Linked DNA regions of Homo sapiens: region 1 is linked to region 2. Evidence: chromatin loops called from intact Hi-C (ENCODE). Cell type or tissue: CD14-positive monocyte. All regions are shown on one strand. Links, peaks and the distances in the headings refer to the core of each region. The heading gives the core; the rest is flanking DNA. Region 1 overlaps MICU1 (mitochondrial calcium uptake 1). Region 2 overlaps MICU1 (mitochondrial calcium uptake 1).

Region 1 (4,000 bases), core at 1-4,000, 56 kb before region 2:
AAGGAAAGAAAACTGGTTAACCAACTGAAAATACAAGTACCACACGAATCATCGTGAAGTCAGTTTGTATGATCTTCTCAATAAACTCATTCAAAATAGCCTCTACTAGATATTTACTTGTTCATAAGAAACAGTAGCTATGGACAGGTTAAAGTCCACAGGTGAATAACAATTACACAGTAGTAGGTTTTGATGGCGCTTCTACTTAGAAGAACTTTGCTGACTTCTTTTGCGGCTCACAGAAGGCATAGTCCTGCTTGATAGCATTTAGAGATTACTTCTTTGAGTTGACAACAAAAATGAGTATAGTCCAGTATGTTATTAAGGTTAGATCTCATACTACACTTGATCTTCTACCAAGAGACTGAACAGAAATTTCAGACAAAAAAAGCTACTGGATGAGAACTAGAACAGCAAAGCCCTCCACCAGGAAGTTAATATTTAAATTTCTCAAAATAAAAGAAAAAAATTTGCATTTTTTACGTTACCCAAGATACTGCAAAGGTAAACTATGTGAACAGGAAAAAATACACAAAATGAGAATAGGTCCCCAAAGGCTGACCATTACCAGCCATAACAATAAATGTGTATAGAAGCTAATATTTAATAATAATGATGTAATAAGCTTATGGGGAAATTGCTATAATTAAAATAAATAACATAGTGGAAGCCACAGGTTGAGAAACAGACAAAAGTCTAAGGATAGAGTGAAATGAGGAAGTTAAGCCAAAGAAGCAAACCTAACATTATTTTTCTAACAATCATCCGGGCCATGCTGATGCTGAGAAGGTAACATAAGGGCAAATCTAATTTTGTTGGTAACAAAATTTGAGTTTGACATAACTTCAAACTCACAGAAAAGTTGAAAGATTAGTATAAAGTACTATTATATATTTTTTACCAATTCACCAACAGTTTACATATTACACAATTTGCCTTGTATTTTTTCAACATGCCACTTTGAAAGTAAATTGGAGACATCATGCCACTTTATGCTTAAGTACCTCAGCATAGATTTCCTGGGAACAAAGACATTCTCTAATGGTCACAATCCCAAATGCCATAATCCCAAACGTTGAAATCCCCAAAGATCAAAATTTCTAAAGCCTAAAATCCCCAAAATGTAATTCTGATACATAATTTATAGCACAGTGTATATTTAATAAAACCAGGAAATTTAGTATTGATACACATACTATTATCTAATTCAGTCCTTTTTTATTTTTTTTTTGAGATGGAGTCTCGCTCTGTCACCCAGGCTGGAATGCAGTGGCGTGATCTCAGCTCACTGCAACCTCTGCCTCCCGGGTTCAAGCCTCAGCCTCCCGAGTAGCTGAGATTACAGATGCACACCACCACGCCCATCTAATTTTTGTATTTTTAGTAGAGACGGGTTTTGCCATGTTGGCCAGGCTGGTCTTGAACTCCTGGCCTCAGGTAATCCACCCACCTTGGCCTCCCAAAGTTCTGGGATTACAGATGTAAGCCACTGCGACCAGCCAAATCCAGTCCATTTTCAAATTTTAGCAAATTGTCCCAATAATTTCCTTTATAGCTATTTTCACCCTGATCAAGGATGTAATCCACAATCATAAACTGCATTTAGTTGTCATGTCTCTTTAGTCTCCATTAATAGGGAACAGCCTTTCTTTGTCCTTATTTTTTCCTGTAGAGGTTTATTGGTTTTGATTGTGATAAATTCACCATTTTTACCATTTAACCACACAGTACGTAGGCCTTTTAGGTTTGGCTTCTTTCACTGAACATAATGTTTTTTAGGTTCACCATGTTGTAGCATGAATCAATATTTAATTCCTTTTTATTGCCAAATGATATTCCACTGTATGGGATGCTGATCATAATCCCCCCAAAATACACACTGAACACCATAATCCCGAATGTTGAAATCCCCAAAGATCAAAATCCCTAAAGTCTAAAATCCTAATTTTGGAAAACATAAAAATTCTTTAAAAATATTTGCTTACATTTTTAAAGAAGATTTGAGAAACATAAGAATGAGACAGAACACTTTGAGCAGAAGAACCACTGTTCATAAAGAAATGGCTCAAAGGGGAAATGTATAAACGCCTATCACTATAGTTAGTAATCGTATGTGCCCCAGTTATAAAGGCAGTCATCTGAAATACCCTGAGAACAAACCTAAGTCTTTTCATGAGATAAGTTAAAAACCACAATGGGTCATTATTGCATACACAGTTGCCCAAAGAGCTGAGATCTTGAGAAATTTTATCTTTCACAAATGCAGTACAAAAAAGGTCATTTCTTCATTTATTGAGGAAGTTTCAACGTTTTAACATAAACGCACAATGCTTACACACAATAAATGCTGTGATAATACACTTTTCTGAAGTCGAATTTCTGATATCCAAAGCAGCAGCAGAAAAGTCTGCCCCAGCTCTCAGAGAGAACCATTTGCTGTCTCCAGATCCCTAGCTGATTGGGTGGTGCCCATCAACATTGAGGGCAGACCGTCCCCATCTAAATCCACTCAGATTCACACACTAGTCTCCTCACCCTAACACCCAAAATAATGCTTTACCAGGTTTCTAGGTATTCCTTAATCTAGTCAAGTTGACATTTAAAATTACTGATACCTAAAATGAAGTCCACAAGTTCATCCCTTATCAATCTGGCATCCATACACAGTTGTTTTTTGTTTTTTTTTTTTTTTTTTTTTTTGAGACGGAGTCTCGTTTTGTCGCCAGGCTGGAGTACAGTGGCACAATCTCTGCTTACTGCAATCTCTGCCTCCCAGGTTCAAGCAATTCCCCTGCCTCAGCCTCCCAAGTAGCGGGATTACAGGTGCCCGCCACCACGTCTGGCTAATTTTTTGTATTTTAGTAGAGATGGGTTTCACCATATTGGCCAGATGGTCTCGATCTCCTAATCTCATGATCTGCCCACCTTGGCCTCTCAAAGTGCTGGGATTACAGGCGTGAGCCACCATGCCTGGCCCCCATACACAGCTCCTTAAGCCATACTTAACTCCCAAATAAAGATAACAAGGTAAGGAATTTTGATTTTTTGGGATTGTATCTTTCCAGATTATGATCCAAACCCCACTGTATGTATATGCCACAGTTTATCTATTCATATGCTCAAAGACATTTAGGTTATTTCCACCTTTTGGTTATTCATGTATGAGTATCTGTTTGAGTACCTGTTGTCAATTCTTTTGGTATGTACTAAGGAGAGGAACTGCTGGGTCATATGGCAGCTCTATGTTTTTGGTTTTTGTTTTGTTTTGTTTTGTTTTGTTTTGTTTTGAGACAGTGTCTCACTCTGACACCCAGGCTGGAGTGCAGTGATATGATCTTGGATCACCGCAGCCTTGACCTCTGGGGCTCAGCTCAGGTGATCCTCCCATCTCAGCCTCCCCAGTAGCTGGGACTACAGGTACATGTCACCATGCTCGGGTAATTTTTGTATTTTTTGTAGAGATGGGGTTTTGCCATGTTGCCCAGGTTGGTCTTGAACTCCTGGAGTTAAGCAATCTGCGTGCCTCAGCCTCCAGAGTGCTGGGGTTACAGGCATGAGCCACCACACTCAGCTGGTTGTTTTTTGTTTAAGACAGGAGGAGGTTGCTCTGTCGCACAGGATGAAATGCAGTGGCACAATCATGGATCTGGGCTGCATCCTTGATCTCCTGGGCTTTAAGCAATCCTTCCACCTCAGCCTCCCAAAGTACTGCGATTACAGCACCATTTACATTCCCATAAGCAATGTAAGAGGATTCCACATTCTCCACACCCTCACCAATACTTCTTCCTCTTCTTCTTTAAAAAATTATAACCATCCTCATGGATATGACATGGTATCTCACTGTGATTTTGATTTACATTCCCCTAATACCTAATGATGCTCAGCATCTTTTCATGTGCTTTTTGACCATCTGTATATCTTCTTTGGAGAAATGTCTATCCAAATCCTTTGCTCATTTTTGAATTTGTTATTTCTCATTTGGCTGTTGAGTTCTAAT
Region 2 (16,675 bases), core at 1-4,000:
GCACATGTACCCTAAAACTTAAAGTATAATAAAAAAAAAAAAATTAGCCATGGTGGTGCACACCTGTAATCCCAGCCGGGCATGGTGGTGCACACCTATAATCCCAGCTACTTGAGAATTGCTTGAACCCAGAGGCAGAGGTTGCAGTAAGCTGAGATCATGCCACTACACTCCAGCCTGGGCGACAGAGCAAGACTCCATCTCAAAAAAACAAACAAACAAAAATAAAAAACAGAGAGTGACAGAGTCAGAAAAACAGTAACTATGTATTTTAAGAAAGAGAAGACTGTGGCTCACTACATTTTCTCTTCTTTCCAAGGAAGTTTCCATAACTAGTGAAAAAAATTATCAGGGACACTAAAGTACCAAGGTTCCTTTGTTAATTTCACAGGGTCACCAAATTGTGAAGTCTCAGAAAGCATTCATTTTCTTTTTTTTTTTTTTTTTTTTTTTGGAGACAGTTTTTCTCTGTCACCCAGGCTGGAGTACAATGGCACAATCTTGGCTCACTGCAACCTCCACCTGCCTCCCAGGTTCAAACAATTCTCCTGCCTCAGCCTCCCAAGTAGCAGGGACTACAGGCTCACGCCCTGTGTCTGGCTATTTTTTGTATTTTTGTAGAGATGGGTTTTTGCCATGTTGGCCAAGCTGGTCTCAAACTCCTGACTTCAAGTGATCCAACCACCTTGGGCTCCCAAAGTGCTGGGATTACAGGTGTAAGCCACCGCGCCTGGCCAGAAAGCCTTCATTTTCTAAAGCTGCTATTGCTATCCCTATCCCATTATTTAAAATGTTCAGCAGAGGAGACAGGCAGACCTTGAAGCACAGTGTTTCCTAAGTATTGCCTTAGCATGTTGAATTCTTTGAAACATCTTATTTCATAGACGAATATTAACAATACCAAATGATCCGAGCAAGAAATTCTGATACAGAGTTAAGCCAGAAATCAACTCCTTTCTGACAACAGAGATGACTGGAAGAATAAAAGTATACGCAAGAACAAGATGGTTGGATAACACTCACCTCTTCCACAAAAGACCAGTACTTGCAGTTACTGCAGATGCTCCCAGGAAAGCCACCATCATTAGTCTTCGCCGGATCTGGATGGGCTGTGATCCTCCATGGTACCATCGAGAACCCACAGCCAGTTCTGCCAAAGCAGAAAGTGAGTTCAGACGAAACATCCTGTGGACAATAAGTAGAAATGTCACTCTTAGCTAGTGGTAGTTATGATGATGATGATGATGATCCTACCAACATTTCTAATAAACACTAAAGTAATTGCTCTATGACAGGCACTATTCTAAACAATTTGCTTATATTATCCCATTTAATCCTCAGAATAATCTTATGAGCAAAGTACTACTTATAAAACTGATATATTAGTCAAAGTACAATTAGAAGACAGAAACCACATGATAATTTGAGTATGAAACTTTTAATATAAAACATTATTAAGGCCAGGTATGTGGCTCATGCCTGTAATCTTAGCACTTTGGGAGGCCAAAGAGAGAGGATCATTTGAGCCCAGGAGTTGAAGAACGGCCTGGACAACATAGTAGGACCCCATCTCTACCAAAAAAAATCAGCCAAGCATGGTGACATGCACTTGTAGTCCCAGCTATTCAGGGGGCTGAGGTGAGAGCACTACTTAAGCCCAGGATGTTGAGGTGACAGTGAGCTATGATCAACAGAGCAAGATGCTGTCTCAAAAAAATGAATAAAATAAATAAAAAATAAAAAATTATTAGTTACAACAGGAAATTTACTACTCAGAAGTTAAAGAAATAGCAGATATAGGGAGCAGTTACTATTCTAGATCTGACACAGAGCACCAAGAAAAGACCAGTCTATAAAAGGTCTACTCTCACTCACAGGGCAGAGATCAGACTGTGTGGAGAGGGCACAGCTATGTATGTCAGAGAAACTTACTAAGGTGCCATGCCAGCAAAATGCACTAGAAAGCCACTCTCTGTGATGCCAGAACAAGTCATCTACTGGACAACTCATGCCAGCGGAATTTGTTGGGAAGCTGACCTTCGCGATGCCAGGGGAAGCCACCCATGGGGAGGCAGTTTCACTAGGAAATTGCATATGAGAGTTGCTGCTAAAACTCCTTAGGAGCTGGGTGCCATTGAGTGTCCCACTAGTTCCTGCATGCTATAGAAGCAAGCCACAAAGGGCACACTAGACTCAGCAAGAAACACCCCTCCTCCAGGGTCCTTCTAGTCTCTCTACTGACAAAGTTTAACAGTAACTGGCAAGGGAAAAACTTCCAGTATCACAAACGGGACAATGAAAGATGTGTTTAGAGCTGAAATGAAAAAAGATAACTGGTACCCATATTTTACAGATCTAAAATATAACTTGCTCAAGAGTACAAAGGTAGGAAGTGATAGATCTAGAATTTGAACCTAGGGAGGACTAATTCCATACTTCAATGTCTCGGAGTTAGGTAGGGAGACTTCAACCTAGGAGGGGAGACTTTGCTGCCCCCTACCTTATAATGCTGACACTGCTTTGAAGTTTTTATTAAATATTTTTCACACCCAGGTCCTTGGAAGCCCTCCTCCCTACCAGATTCTCTATAGTTCAAACTTCACTTAAAAAAAAATTCTTTTAATGTTTTGTTTTAAATCTGAAACATCTGTATTAGTGCATATTACTGTTCAATAAATACTTACTCTTCCATCCCCCATCCCTTAGGCAAAATTACTTTTCTACTTTTTTCTTCCCCTTCTGCATATGAATGCCAGGTCATAAATTTCCTTCTCTTTAAGTTTTTGGCGTATGTCTTGCCATATGTCTTGCTCTAACCAATGGAATGTGGACCAGTTCCATGAAGTGCTTTTAGGAGGTGCTGCTGTTAGTTTTCTTGTGTTCCTGCACTCCATCGAGGGAAGACCATGTCCCAAAGAGACACTGATCCTTCAAACTGGCATCCATAATGAACAGACTTCAGCCTGGAATAAACCACTGTCAAGCCCAGCTGAGCCAGCTGAGCACAGCTGACCTGTAGAATGCTGGTGAGAAATAAATGTGTGTAACTGTAAGCTGCAAAGATTTGGGTGTTGTTTGTTGCCCCATCAATAGCCAACTAATTCAGCATCCAAGATAATTACTGGGAAGTTCTTATTCTTTTTTTTTTTTTTTTTTTTTTTGAGACTGAGTCTTGCCCTATCACCCAGGCTGGAGTACAGTGGCGCAATCTCGGCTCACTGCAACCTCCACCTCCCGGGTTCAAGCGATTCTCCTGTCTCAGCCTCCTGGGTAGCTGGGATTACAGGCACACGACAACCACACCTGGCTAATTTTTGTTTTTTTAGTAGAGACAGGGTTTCACCATGTTGGCAAGGCTGGTCTCGAACTCTTGACCTCAAGTGATCCATCCGCCTCGGCCTCCCAAAGTGCCGGGATTACAGGCATGAGCCACCGCGCCTGGCTGGGAAGTTCTTATTCAACAAAAATTTATTAAATTCATACTGTATATACATCCCTATGTGAGACCCAGAAAGCCAAAAACTATCTACATTCTAATTAAACAAGATAAATACAAAACACTTTTAAAACAATACATTTCTAAAATCATATATATGCATATATATATATATATATATATATATATATATTTTTTTTTTTTTTTGAGATGGCGTCTCACTCTGTTGCCCAAGCTGGAGTGTGGTGGCATGATCTCAGTTCACTGCAACCTCTGCCTCTCGGATTCAAGCAATTCTCCTGTCTCAGCCTCTTGAGTAGCTGGGACTACAGGCACATACCATGATGCCTGGCTAATTTTTGCATTTTTAATAGAGATGGGGTTTCATCATGTTGGTCAGGCTGGTCCCAAACTCCTGACCTCAGGTGATCTACCTGCCTCGGCTTCCCAAAGTGCTGAGATTACAGGCGTGAGCCACCACACCCGGCCTAAAATTATATCTTGAAGTATAGAAATATTATGATAGAAATGACAGAAAACTACAAATAAAAAAGATAAAGTTGAGACTGGGTTAGTCAGCAAAAGCTTTTGTTTAGTCTTAAGCCTCAGAATGGTGTAAAATTTTGATTAAGTCAGAGAAATGTTGAGACACCCCCAAAACCATAGGATCATTTCGGGCACCTCCATCCAGAGAATTAATGTAAATGATTTTTTTCCCTCTAGATTATGACCTTCAGGGCTCAGTATAGTACCTCACTGTTTTAATGCACCAGATGGGCTGATGGAAGAAGAGGCATTTCTTTACAGTCCCACTTTTTTGTAGAGGTAATTCATTCAAATTATACAAAGAATCCATGCCCCCTTTGATTTTTCTCAAAGCACAGTTCACTGATTCCTAAATTTTTGTGTGTGTGTTTTGAGATGGAGTCTTGCTCTGTCGCCAAGGCTGGAGTACAGTGGCATGATCTTGGCTCACTGCAACCTCTACCTCCTGGGTTCAACCAATTCTCCTGCGTCAGCCTCCCAAGTTGCTGGGATTACAGAAGTGTGCTACCATGCCCAGCTAATTTTATATTTTTAGTAAAGACGGGGTCTTACCATATTGGCCAGGCTGGTCTCGAACTCCTGACCTCAAGTGATCTGCCCGCCTTGGCCTCCCAAAGTGCTGGGATTACAGGTGTGAGCCACCATGCCCAGCCCACTGATTCCTAATTTAAACTACTTTGCACTTTGTACATATCTTCCTATGGCATACGTAATTTTTTCTCCCCTTGCCTCAAGGCCCAAATTATTTTTTTTTTCAAGTTGTAAACACATAGTCTAGCACAGGACTTGTTACATTATTAGTGCTTAAAATACTTAACCATTTTACTTTCACATGTCTGTGTACAAACTATACAGGTACTTGCTCCTAACATTTAAGTATACTCTAAGTTCCTAATTTACTTAGAAAACTGTCTTCTATTATTTGGATTCAAGTCAGGTTAGACTACTTAGGCATCTCCTAAAATCAATGAGCTGGTTACTATTAACTCTTCCCTGGGACCTATACCTATAATCTCTTATGTAAACTTTGCTCCTAGCTCCCTTCATCCAATCTAGGTCCAATTTTGAAATTGGACCTAAATCTTGCCCTCATATAGACAAAATGGAAAAACTGTTAATCTTTTCTCCTATTTTCCATGACCTAAGCTTTAATAACACAATTCTTATATCCTTCCCCAATCCCAGAAATCATCTCATTTTATTGCACATACTCTAGCAAAATCCAGCACCCAGGAGGCTGTCCATTATATTTTCTTCCTGTCTGGCAACTTCTGATTTTTTTTTTTTTGGTTCATTTCAAAATTAACATTTCTCAAATCCACATGTACACTCACATAAATAGCACTGCTCTTCGCTACAGCAAAAATGAGCACTAAACTAAAACATGCATATCTGGAGGAAACATTATTCATCACTGACAACAGAAAGAACAGACACTTGGAAGTTTTCAATGTTTAAAATAAATAACAGCCAATTCAAAAGTTGGAACAGGATGAGTGCAGTGGCTCACACCTGTAATCCCAGCACTTTGGGAGGCCACGGCGGGCAAATCACTTGAGGTCAGGAGTTCGAGACCAGCCTGGCCAACATGGTGAAACCCTGTCTCTACTAAAAATACAAAAATTAGCTGGGCCTGGTGGCAGGCGCCTGTTATTCCAGCTATTCAGGAGGCTGAGGGAAAAGAATCACTTGAACCGAGGAGGCGGAGGTTGTAGTGAGCCGAGATTGTACCACTGCACTCCAGCTTGGTTGACAGAGTAAGACCCTACCTCAAAAAGCCAAAAGTTCTAACAGGCAAGGGGTATATAAGCCTGGAAGATAAATTTACAACATCTGATCAGATGTAGAGAACAGCTAGACATATGATCAACTAAGTAAGCCACAATCACTTGAGAAGGACCTTTGAATGCCAGACCAAGAATTTAGAGCATATGTAAAATAGGAAGCCACTCAAGTTCTTTAATAGGAAGAGATCATGGTAAAAACGGGTTAAAGCATTATCAGTCTATCTATTAGCAGTGCATGGAATAAACTGCAAAGAAGCAAAGGCAGAGAGAGCTGACAGGAAAGTGATGAGTACAGCCAGAAGGCATTAATAACCTAGGTATTGGGTGATGAGTGCCTAGATTATAAGTGTAGAAATAAAAAACAGAATCAAACAAAAAATTTCCAAAGAAAAACAAAATGTAGTTGGGCATGGTGGCACACGTCAGCTACTTAAAGAGGCTGAGGTGGGAGGATAGCTTGAGCCCAGGAGTTTAAGTCCAACATGGGCAACATGGTAAAACCCCACCTCTAAAAAAAAAATAATGATAAAGACATTGGTATCAAACACATATTAATATCTAATTGCACAGGAGATATGGAAGATAAAAAGGAGAAATAAATTAAAACAATAACAACAACACTAGGTACTATGGTAAAAAAAAAAAAACAAACACTAAGTAGTATGGCAGAAATCCAATGATCCAAGATCTGGTCTCAACTGTACTACTCAACAGCTAGCTGTATATACTAAAGAAGCTCATCCCTCCTCCTTGGGAAAAAAGCTCACTCACTGGTAAAATGAAAGAATTGCGTAGGTGAGCTTAGGGTTCCTTTTATCTCTTTAGCACTCTCATATCTTTGGTAGAAAACACTATAACAAAATTTAATTAATTTCATTTAGGAGAAAAGACTAAGATCATATAAAGTATTCAAGATTTATTAGTTTGGGCAATCCATTTCTATATGCTATGGCTCTAGGGGATTTCAAACTTTGAAAGTTCTGAGTTTTACCAACTCAGACCCAGATAAGTTATGTGATTTCCTCATAGCTAATTAGTACAAAAACCTATAACAGATCCTTGCATTTTTGACTCCCAAATAAACTTAATGAGAAAAACCTGTTTAATAACTGTTCTCAGCAGAAAAAATATAACAGCCACACTCTAAAAGTAGATCAAATGCCCAACTACAGAAAAATAAATGATGCTATAATAACATAATGGAATGGAATGTAAATATTAAAAATGATAATAATAAAATATTATTAAAATATTACTTCACAAACCAACAGAAAGTTGGGTAAAGATATAAAAAGACAGTTGGAAAAGAAAAATGGCTCCGAAAACTGTGAAAAGATACTTAATCTCACTCATAATAAAATAATGCAAATTAAACCTATACTCAGATACTTTTCACCCATCAAACGGGCAAAAATCAAAAAGTTTGAAAACACATTTGTTGACAATGTTGCAGAATGGCACTACTGATGAACATGCAAATCTGTACAATTTATGGTGGGCAATTTGGTAATTTGCATTAAAATTACTCATATAATCTGCATATACTGGCCTAGAAATTCCACTTCTAATAATATACCCTACTGATGTACTTGCACACTTGTGAAATTATGCACATGTATATGGTGCATAATTATTATATCATAGTTTATAATAGCAAAACACTAAGAACTACCCCAATGTTCACCAAGAGAGATTGGTTAAAGTATGATAAATCTATATAAAGCAATACCACATAGCAATAAAGAGAATGAGAAAACTTTATGTAAAAACATGAAAAAAGTTCATAGTGTTATCTTTTTAAAAGCAATAGGCCAGCCGCAGTAGCTCATGCCTGTAATCCCAGCAGTTTGGAAGGCCAATATGGGAGGGTCACTTGAGTCCAGGAGTTTGAGACCAGCCTGGGAAACATAATGAGACCCCCATCACTACAAAAAAAAAAAAAAAAAAAAAAAAAAAACTAAGGCAACATATGGAATACCACATACAGTATGCCACCTTTCATATAAAAAAGGAGAAAATAAGAACGCATATGTACTTATTAAGTAACAACACACTCACAAAAAGTAATAGTAGTGGTGCTGGTGGGAGTTGGAAATAAGATAACATACAGAGAGATTTTTATGATATGCTATTTCATTTGAAACAAAATTTATGTATTTATCCATGCAAACAAATGTACAGTATTTCATATTAGCATTTTCATTTAAGTTTAAAGGAAGAATATAAGGTAATATGCACATGCCAATTAAACTTTGTAAAATATATAATCACATGGTTAATTTTTTATTTATAAATAAAATTTAAATTAGGCAAATAAAATTTAATGCTCCCCTAGGGATTTTATTTAAACTTTTTCATTTAAGTAAAAATAAAGGCAGGCCCAGAAGGCAGTTGTTGCATTCCCCTCAGCCAGGAACTGTCACTTACCAGCCCCACCACTGAGCTCAGGCCCAATAATGTCTCAACAATCAAGGCACATTATGGCAAGCTTCCCTAGTGAGATAAACTTTATGTAAATCAAGCTCATATCCTTTTATTTTGAGTACTGGCACATTCTTACACAAATTAGCAAACTATTACAATTCCAGACCATATCCTTATCCTGACTTAAAATTTCTGCTTGCCTTTTTATATTTGATTTACCCCCTTATATTTCTGACCCCTGACAACTGCACATTTAGAGAATGACTACTTGGCTCTTCCAATCCTTGCACTGGCCTAAATAAACCTCTCCTGTACTATTAACCAACTATTACCCGACACTGTTGTTGAAAGCAGCACCTGCTAACTCTGTGGCCAAGAAACATATCTGAGATCTACCCAGATCTGGCCACCAATTAAAGTGAGAACTCAGTTAAATAAAATGTCAGCCGGGCGTGGTGGCTCACGCCTGTAATCTCAAGTACTTTGGGAGGCTGAGGTAGGTGGATCACCTGAATTCAGGAGTTCAAGACCAGCCTGACCAACATGGTGAAATCCCATCTCTCCTAAAAATACAAACATGGTAGCACATGCCTGTAATCCCAGCTACTCGGGAGGCTGAGGCAGGAGAATCGCTTGAACCCAGGAGGTGGAGGTTGCAGTGAGCTGAGATTGCACCATTGCACTCCAGCCTGGGCAGCAAGAGTGAAACTCCATCTCAAAAAAATAAAATAAAATAAAAAATAAAGATGGGGAAATAATGAGATAATAATGATAATAATGATTTATTGGACATTATGCAGGTTTTTGTGTGGCACAAGCAAGAAGAGTATGTCAGTCTAAAAAAAAGATACTAAGGAAAATTATCCCCAAATATGTTGAATTTATTCGGGAATGAGAAATGAGAATTATAATCTAGAATGCATGGGATGGCAAGTCACCAGCGTATCCAGTGAGGAAAGGATAAAGGGAAGCTTTATTAGGAAACAGGCAGAGATTCACTTAAGCTGCTTAGAAACAGAGTTCACTTGTTCCAGAGGCCCAAAGCCATTGCTGTTGTTAGTTCACTGGTGGAGATGCCATTACTGGGCAAGTGTTCTTTTGAGAGCACTGGACAAGTGCGCTCAAAAAAAGGACTAGGTTTATTACTAGTTGTAAAGAATGTCTAGTAATAAACCTTCTCAAAATAGGAGATGCCCGGATGATGTCAAAGAGTTTCTTGTGGGATTTTTAGAAAGTTCCTGAAAATGGTTCTGTCTTTTCTCTCTCTCTCAATTTTTACGGAGATGGGGTCTTGCTGTATTGCTAAGGCTAGTTTTGAACTCCTTGTCTCAAGCAATCATCCTGCCTCAGCATTCCAAGTCCATGGGATTACAGGTGTGAGCCACCATGCCCAACTTTTTGGAAACACTCATCTCACACATGTAAGCAGCAGTCTCCTCTGTCTGTGGCCTTCCTGGCCCTATTTTGTTTGGATCTAACAAAAGTGATTCATCCTAATATCTGTAACTTTCACAAATATTTGTATTTTTTTACATTTTTAATAGCTTTAATTGTACAAATAATATAAAAATAAATTTTCATTGTCTAAAATGTTACACAGAAGCACAAAAAAAGAGTAAGTCTTCTTCAAATAAAGGCATACCTCATTCTATTGTGCCTCACTTTATGATACACTTCATGGAGATTGCATTTTTCACAAATTGAAGGTTTGTGGCAACCCTGTTTCAAACAAGTCCATTGGTGCCATTTTCCCAACAGCATACACATACTTTGTGTTTCTGTGTCACATCTTGGTAATTCTTGCAATATTTCCAACTTTTTCATTATTACTGTATTTGTTATCATGATCTAGGATCAGTGACCTTTGGTGTTACTATTTTAATTGTTCTGAGGCACCAAAAACCATGCCCAAAGATGGCAAACGTAATTGGTAACTGTTGTGTGTGTTCTGCTTCACTCACCCGTCATTTCCCCGTCTCTCTCCCTTTCCTCAAGCCTTCCCATTCCCTGAGACACAGTAATATTAAAATTAGACCAGTTAACAACCAACCTTACAAGGGCCTCTAAATGAACGTTCAAGTGAAAGGACAAATTTCACACATCTCACTTTCAATCAAAAGCTAGAAGTGGGCCGGGCGCGGTGGCTCACGCCTGTAATCCCAGCACTTTGGGAGGCTGAGGCGGGTGGATCACCTGAAGTCAGGAGTTCGAGATCAGCCTGACCAACATGGCAAAACCCCATCTCTACTAAAAATACAAAAATTAGCTGGGCATGGTGGTGGGAGCCTGTAATCCCAGCTATTCGGGAGGCTGAAACAGTAGAATCTCTTGAACTTGGGAGGCAGAGGTTGCAGTGAGCTGAGATCGTGCCACTGCACTCCAGCCTGGGCAACACAAGTCAAACTCCGTCTCAAAAAAACACCAAAAAAAAAAAAAAAAAAAAAAAGCTAGGAATGATTAAGCTTATGAGGAAGGCATGTCAAAAGCCAAAGGCCAAGATAGGCCAAAAGTTAGCCAAGCTGCAAATGCAGAGGAAAAGTTCTTGAAAAAAATTAAAAGTGCTACTCCAATGAACATAAGAATAAAAGAGTGAATCAGGCTTACTGCTGATGTGAGGCAGATTTTAGTGGTCTAGACAGAAGATCAAATCAGCCACAACATTCCCTTAAGCCAAGGCCTAATCCAGAGAAAGACCTTAACTCTCTTCAATTATATGAAAGCTGAGCAGTGAGGAAGCTGCAGAAGAAAAGTTTGAAGCTAGCACAGGTTTATGAGGTATAAGGAAAGAAGTTGTCCTCATAACATAAAAGGTGCAAGGTGAAGCAGCAAGTTATCCAGATCTAGCTAAGATCATTTGATGAAGGTGGCTACACTAAACAAGAGATTTTCAGTGTAGACAAAACAGCCTTACTAGGAAGAAGATGCCATCTAGGACTTTCACAGCTAGAGAGAAGTCAATGCCTGACTTCAAAGCTTCAAAGGACAGGCTGACTCTCTTGTTAGGGGCTAATGTACCTAGTGACTTTAAGTTGAAGGCAACGCTCATTCATCATTCTGAAAATCCTTAGGATCCATAAGAATTATGCTATATCTCACAATTTGCAATTGCAAAAAAAATATGGAACTGACCTAAATGCCCATCAACCAACAAGTGGATAAAGAAAATGTGGTGTATATACACCATGGAATATTACTTAGCCATAAAACAAAATGAAATAATGGCTTTTGCAGCAACTTGGATGGAGCTGGAGGCCATTCTTCTAAGTGAAGTATCTCTGGAATGGAAAACCAAATATTCTATGTTCTCACTAATAAGTGGGAGCTAAGCTATGAGGGCACAAAGGCATAATAATGATATAATGGACTCTGGGGGCTCTGGGGGGACAGGTGGGAGGGCAGTGAGGGATAAAAGACTACATATTGAAGCCTGGGCATGGTGGCTCATGTCTGTAATCCCAGCACTTTGGGAGGCCGAGGCAGGCAGATCACCTGAGGTCAGAAGTTCGAGACCAGCCTGACCAACATGGAGAAACTCCGTCTCTACTAAAAATACAAAATTAGCCAGGCATGGTGGCACATGCCTGTAATCCCAGCTACTCGGAAGGCTGAGGCAGGAGAATTGCTTGAACCCGGGAGGCGGAGGTTGTGATGAGCTGAGATTGCATCACTGCACTCCAGCCTGGGTGACAAGAGCTAAACTCCGTCTCAAAAAAAAAAAAAAAAAGTATACAGCCATACCACCCTGAAAGCACCCAATCTCATCTGATCAGTAGAAGAAGTCATTGCATATGCGGAGGAAACAGCAAGAGAACTAGAATTAGAAGTGGAGCCTGAATAGCACACTGGAATTCTAATTCAAAAGTTGCAAGTTTCAGTCCTGCTAGCGTCAAAAAAATTGTTTTTGTAAATTTCAATTAAAAAAATTTTTTTTAAAGTAAAGCCTGAAAATGTGACTGGATTGCTATGATCTCATGGCAAAACTTGAATGGATGAAGAGTTCATCCATGTTCATACAGCAGCCATCAACATGGATGAACTTTGTTCTTCTGGATGAACAAATAAAGCGGTTTCTTGAGATGAAACCTACTCCCAGTGAAGATGCTGTGAACATTGCTGAAATGACCATAAAGGATTTACAATATTCCATAAACTTTGTTGATAAGGCAGCAGCAGGGTTTGGGAGAACTGACTCAAGTTTTGAAAAAATTTTGAAAGAAATTACCTGGGTAAAACACTATCAATCGGCGTCCTATGTTACAGAGAAATCTTTTGTGAAAGAAAAAGTCTATTGATGCTGCAAACGTCATTGTTGTCTTTTTTTAAGAAATTGCCACAGCCACCCCAGTCTTCAGCAACCACTACACCTGATTAGCCATCAACATGGAGGCAAGACCCTCTATCAGCAAAAGGACTGTCACTTGCTAAAGGCTCAGATGATTGTTACCATTTTTTAGCAATAAAGATTTTTTTTTTGAGATGGAGTCTCACTCTATCACCCAAGTTGGAGTGCAGTGGCATGATCTTGGCTCACAGCAAACTCTGCCTCTGGGGTTCAAGTGATTCTGCTGCCTCAGCCTCCAGAGTAGCAGGGATTACAGGCATGTGCCACCATGCCTGGCTTTTTTTTTTTTTTTGTATTTTTAGTAGAGGTGGGGTTTCACCATGTTGGCCAGGCGGGCCTCGAATTCCTGACCTCAGTTGATCTGCCTGCCTCAGCTTCCCAAAGTACTGAGATTACAGGTGTGAGCCACCATGCCTGGCCCAATAAAGTATTTTTAATTAAGGCATGTACACATTTTTTTTGCTGTTGTTGTTGTTGTTTTGAGACAGAGTCTCGCTTTGTCACCCAGGCTGGAGTACAGTGGTGCAATCTTGGCTCACTACAGCCTCCACCTCCCAGGTTCAAGCGACTCTCCTGCCTCAGTCTCCCGAGTAGCTGGGACTACAGGCACCTGCCACCACACCCGGCTAATTTTTGCATTTTTAGTGGGACGGGGTTTCACCATATTGGCCAGGCTGGTCTTGAACTCCTGACCTTGTGATCCATCCGCCTTGGCCTCCCAAAGTGCTGGGATTACAGGTGTGAGTCACCGCGCCCAGCCTGTTTTTTAGATATAATGTTACTGCACACTTCATAGACTACACTATAGTATAAACATAACTTTTATATGCACTGGGAAACCAAAAAATTCATATGACTTGCTATTTTGCGACATTAGCTTTATGGCAGTGGTCTGGAACCAAACCTGCCATGAGGCACACCTATACCTAAAATACCATCACTCTCCCTAGAAGTAACCTCAGAAAGCAGTTTAGTAAACATCTTTCCTGAAATTTTTCTATGTATTTACATATAAATAATATTGTACATTGTCTTAGTCTGTTCTGGCTGCTGTGACAATACACCTTATACTGGGTAATTCATAAACAACAAAAAATTATTGCTTATAGTTCTGGAGGCCGGGGAGTCCAAGATCAAGGCACCAGCAGATTCTGTGTCTAGTAAGGGCCTGTTCCGCATAGACACAGGCTTCTCATGGCTTCCTCACTTGGTGGGAGAGGTAAGGCAGCGCCCTTTGACCTCTTAAAGAGCACTAATCTCCTTCAATACCAACATTACAATTTACCCTTTCCACCAGTGTATCAGTGAACTCCTGTTCCTGTATTAGATACAAGTTAAGCAACCCTAATCCACAAATCTGAAATGCCCTAAAATCCAAAACTTTTTGAGTGCTGCCATGGTGTTACAAGCAGAAAATTTCATACCTGACACATTTTTTTCATTTTATTAATAGTATGTTTTTTTTTACCATTAAGTACATATGTGTGAATAGGCATAAGATGATTGCTAATTGGTAGCATATAAATTCAGAGTCAGCAACAATGGTTATGCCAAACAACCACAGAATGTCCACATAGGTGGATGCAATCTCATGATAACAAGGTGACACCTATGCTTCTGATGGCTCAGTGTATATAAACTTTGTCTCATGCAAAAAAATTATTAAAAATATGGTATAAAATTACCTGCAGGCTATATGTATAAGGTGCATATGAAACATAAATGAATTTTGTGTTTAGACTTGGGTCCTATCCCCAAGACATCTCATTATGTATATCCAAATATTCAAAAATCAAAAAAAAAAAAATCTAAATGTTTCTGGTCCCAAGCATTTCAAATAAAAGATAATCAACCTGTGTCATCAATCTTTTTCATTTATATGACAGATTTAAAAAATGCCATCTAAATTAATTTGTATATTTGCTTTAGTAAGAGAATTTTATAATCTTTATTTTTCAAGAGTTTATCACTGTTGTTGTGAGAGCTACTGGAATATTAAGTTATATTTATTTTACTTAATTCCAGTCTATTCCCAGCCCTGAGGCATCATCTTTTCTTCATTGTAAAAAGTGGGACATTGTTTTCAATGTAAAATAATATGTCTAGGTATGATGTAATTAATACCCACTATTCCATCCAATGTTATTTTTTAGTGGAATGTTATTTTTATTAAACAACCCCACCCCACTCTACTCACCCAAAAAAGGTTAAAACATTCTCAACTTAAACCATTTCAATACTTTTCCAATTCAATCTCAGCTGTACCACTACTGACTGGAAAGATTTTCATCCAAGCTTTTGCTGATTTATTTATTTATTTAATTAATTAATTTATTTATTTATTTATTTTGAGACAGAGTCTCACATTGTCACCCAGGCTGGAGTGCAAAGGCACGATCTTGGCTCACCACAACCTCCACCTCCTGGGTTCAAGTGATTCTCCTGCCTCAGCCTCCTGAGTAGCTGGGACTACAGGCATGCGCCACCACACCTGGCTAACTTTCGTATTTTTTGTAGAGATGGGGTTTCACCATGTTGGCCAGGTTGGTCTTGAACTCCTGACCTCAGGTGATCCACCCACCTCAGCCTCCCAAAGTGCTGGGATTACAGGCGTGAACCACTGTGCCCGGCCAAGCTTTTGCTTTCTAATGGCTGATTATACTTTCAAAATACTTGAATAAATTATCCATTCATTTCCCTATGGAAAACAATGATTTAATCTAAACAGCAACAAGGTTCTCAAAAATATTCCAGAAGTTTCATCTTCACAAATTACTGGAAAACATAATTATTATTCTGCCACATTTACCTTTGAAAACAGAAAAAAAAAGACAACAGAAAATCTGAATGAATTATAATAGCAAACAAGATGCCAAACTCCACACTAAAAATTACAGTATGCCCAATTCAACTGAGGAGTAGTGACATAATTACCTTAGTGCTCCACAACACAGATGGATGCACTTTTTCTTAATCTATTTTATTAAAACTGCAACCTAGAACAACTTATTAAATACACACTAGGCAATAGTGCAAACATAAACAAATGCATTTATTTCACTGATACGTGCAATGCTGCTTTTTTGCAAAGGGCGTATATTATCACAAAACATTTGCCATCTATGATAACAATAGCTGCCATGAACCTAGGAGAAAAGTGAAAAAAGTTAGCATCTGTTATGCCTGTATTTAAGACTTAATGAGGCCAGGCACAATGGCTCACACCTGTAATCCCAGCACTTTGAAAGACCAAGGCAGGCGATCACTTGAGGTCAGAAGTTTGAGACCAGTCTGGCCAACATGGTGAAACCCTGTCTCTACTGAAGTACAAAAATTAGCTGGGCATGGTGGTGCCTGCCGGTAATCCCAGCTACTCAGGGGGCTGAGGCAGGAGAATCGCTTGAACTTGGAAGGTGGAGGTTGCAGTGAGCCGAGATCACACCACTGCACTCCAGCCTGGGTGACAGAGCAAGACTGTCAATTAATGCATTTGAAGTTACTACCAACAGAACTAACAAGAGTTACTGCTCAATTAAACTAGAGTAAATACAAAAAACTTAGCTTATCATTCTAGTTCTACTACCAGCCACCCATTGACCAGTAAAAGCCTTCTTCACTGAGACTATATTCTGGAAGATGCAGGGCACTGGTGCATCTTTTTATTTTGTCTTAGAAAAAGACTTTCTAAGTCCTTTTCCGGTTCTAAGAGTTCATTTCAGAAAAATAAAATATAAAGGTACTTTGTACATTTTGGAGAAACAAGGTCATCCTGAGTGTTTTTGTTTTTTGGTTTTTGTTTTTCAGATGGAGTTTTCACTCTTGTTACCCAGGCTGGAGAGCAATGGCGCGATCTCAGCTCACTGCAACCTCTGCCTCGCAGGTTCAAGTGATTCTCCTGCCTCAGCCTCCCTAGTAGCTGGGATTACAGGCATGTGCCACCACGCCTGGGTAATTTTGTACTTTCAGTAGAGATGGGATTTCACCATGTTGGTCAGGCTGGTCTTGAACTACTGACGTCAGATGACCCGCCTGCCTCAGCCTCCCAAAGTGCTGAGATTACAGGTGTGAGCCACCATGCCCAGCCCTGAGTGGTTTTTAATGAGACAGTATCCTATATTAGTCTCATTCATTTAAGCAAAT

What was found. Hi-C counts contacts between places; a loop is a spot of excess contacts. Peaks named below come from ENCODE experiments on the same cell type or tissue, not always from the same donor. Only the 100,000 strongest peaks of a DNase experiment are listed, where the experiment ranks them.
Region 1: a loop joins it to region 2, with 2.2 times the contacts of the local background. A loop is called at or near these places in 1 of 110 quality-filtered maps.

Annotation. Positions count from the first base shown.
Region 1 is chr10:72,509,431-72,513,430 of GRCh38, forward strand. All of the region lies in intron 5 of MICU1 (mitochondrial calcium uptake 1), which reads right to left. Among named protein-coding and RNA genes, the nearest start is that of MICU1, 110 kb to the right of the region's middle. In CD14-positive monocyte, for the core only: no CTCF peak of the experiment used is centred there; DNase peaks (open chromatin) are centred at 701 and 2,201; H3K4me3 peaks cover 3,251 bases; H3K27ac peaks cover 4,000 bases.
Region 2 is chr10:72,565,610-72,582,284 of GRCh38, forward strand. MICU1 (mitochondrial calcium uptake 1) reads right to left here. Exons shown (of 12, transcript NM_001195518.2): 2 at 1,024-1,185. The coding sequence starts at 1,184. Among named protein-coding and RNA genes, the nearest start is that of MICU1, 52 kb to the right of the region's middle. In CD14-positive monocyte, for the core only: a CTCF peak has its summit at 2,488; no DNase peak of the experiment used is centred there; H3K27ac peaks cover 1,345 bases.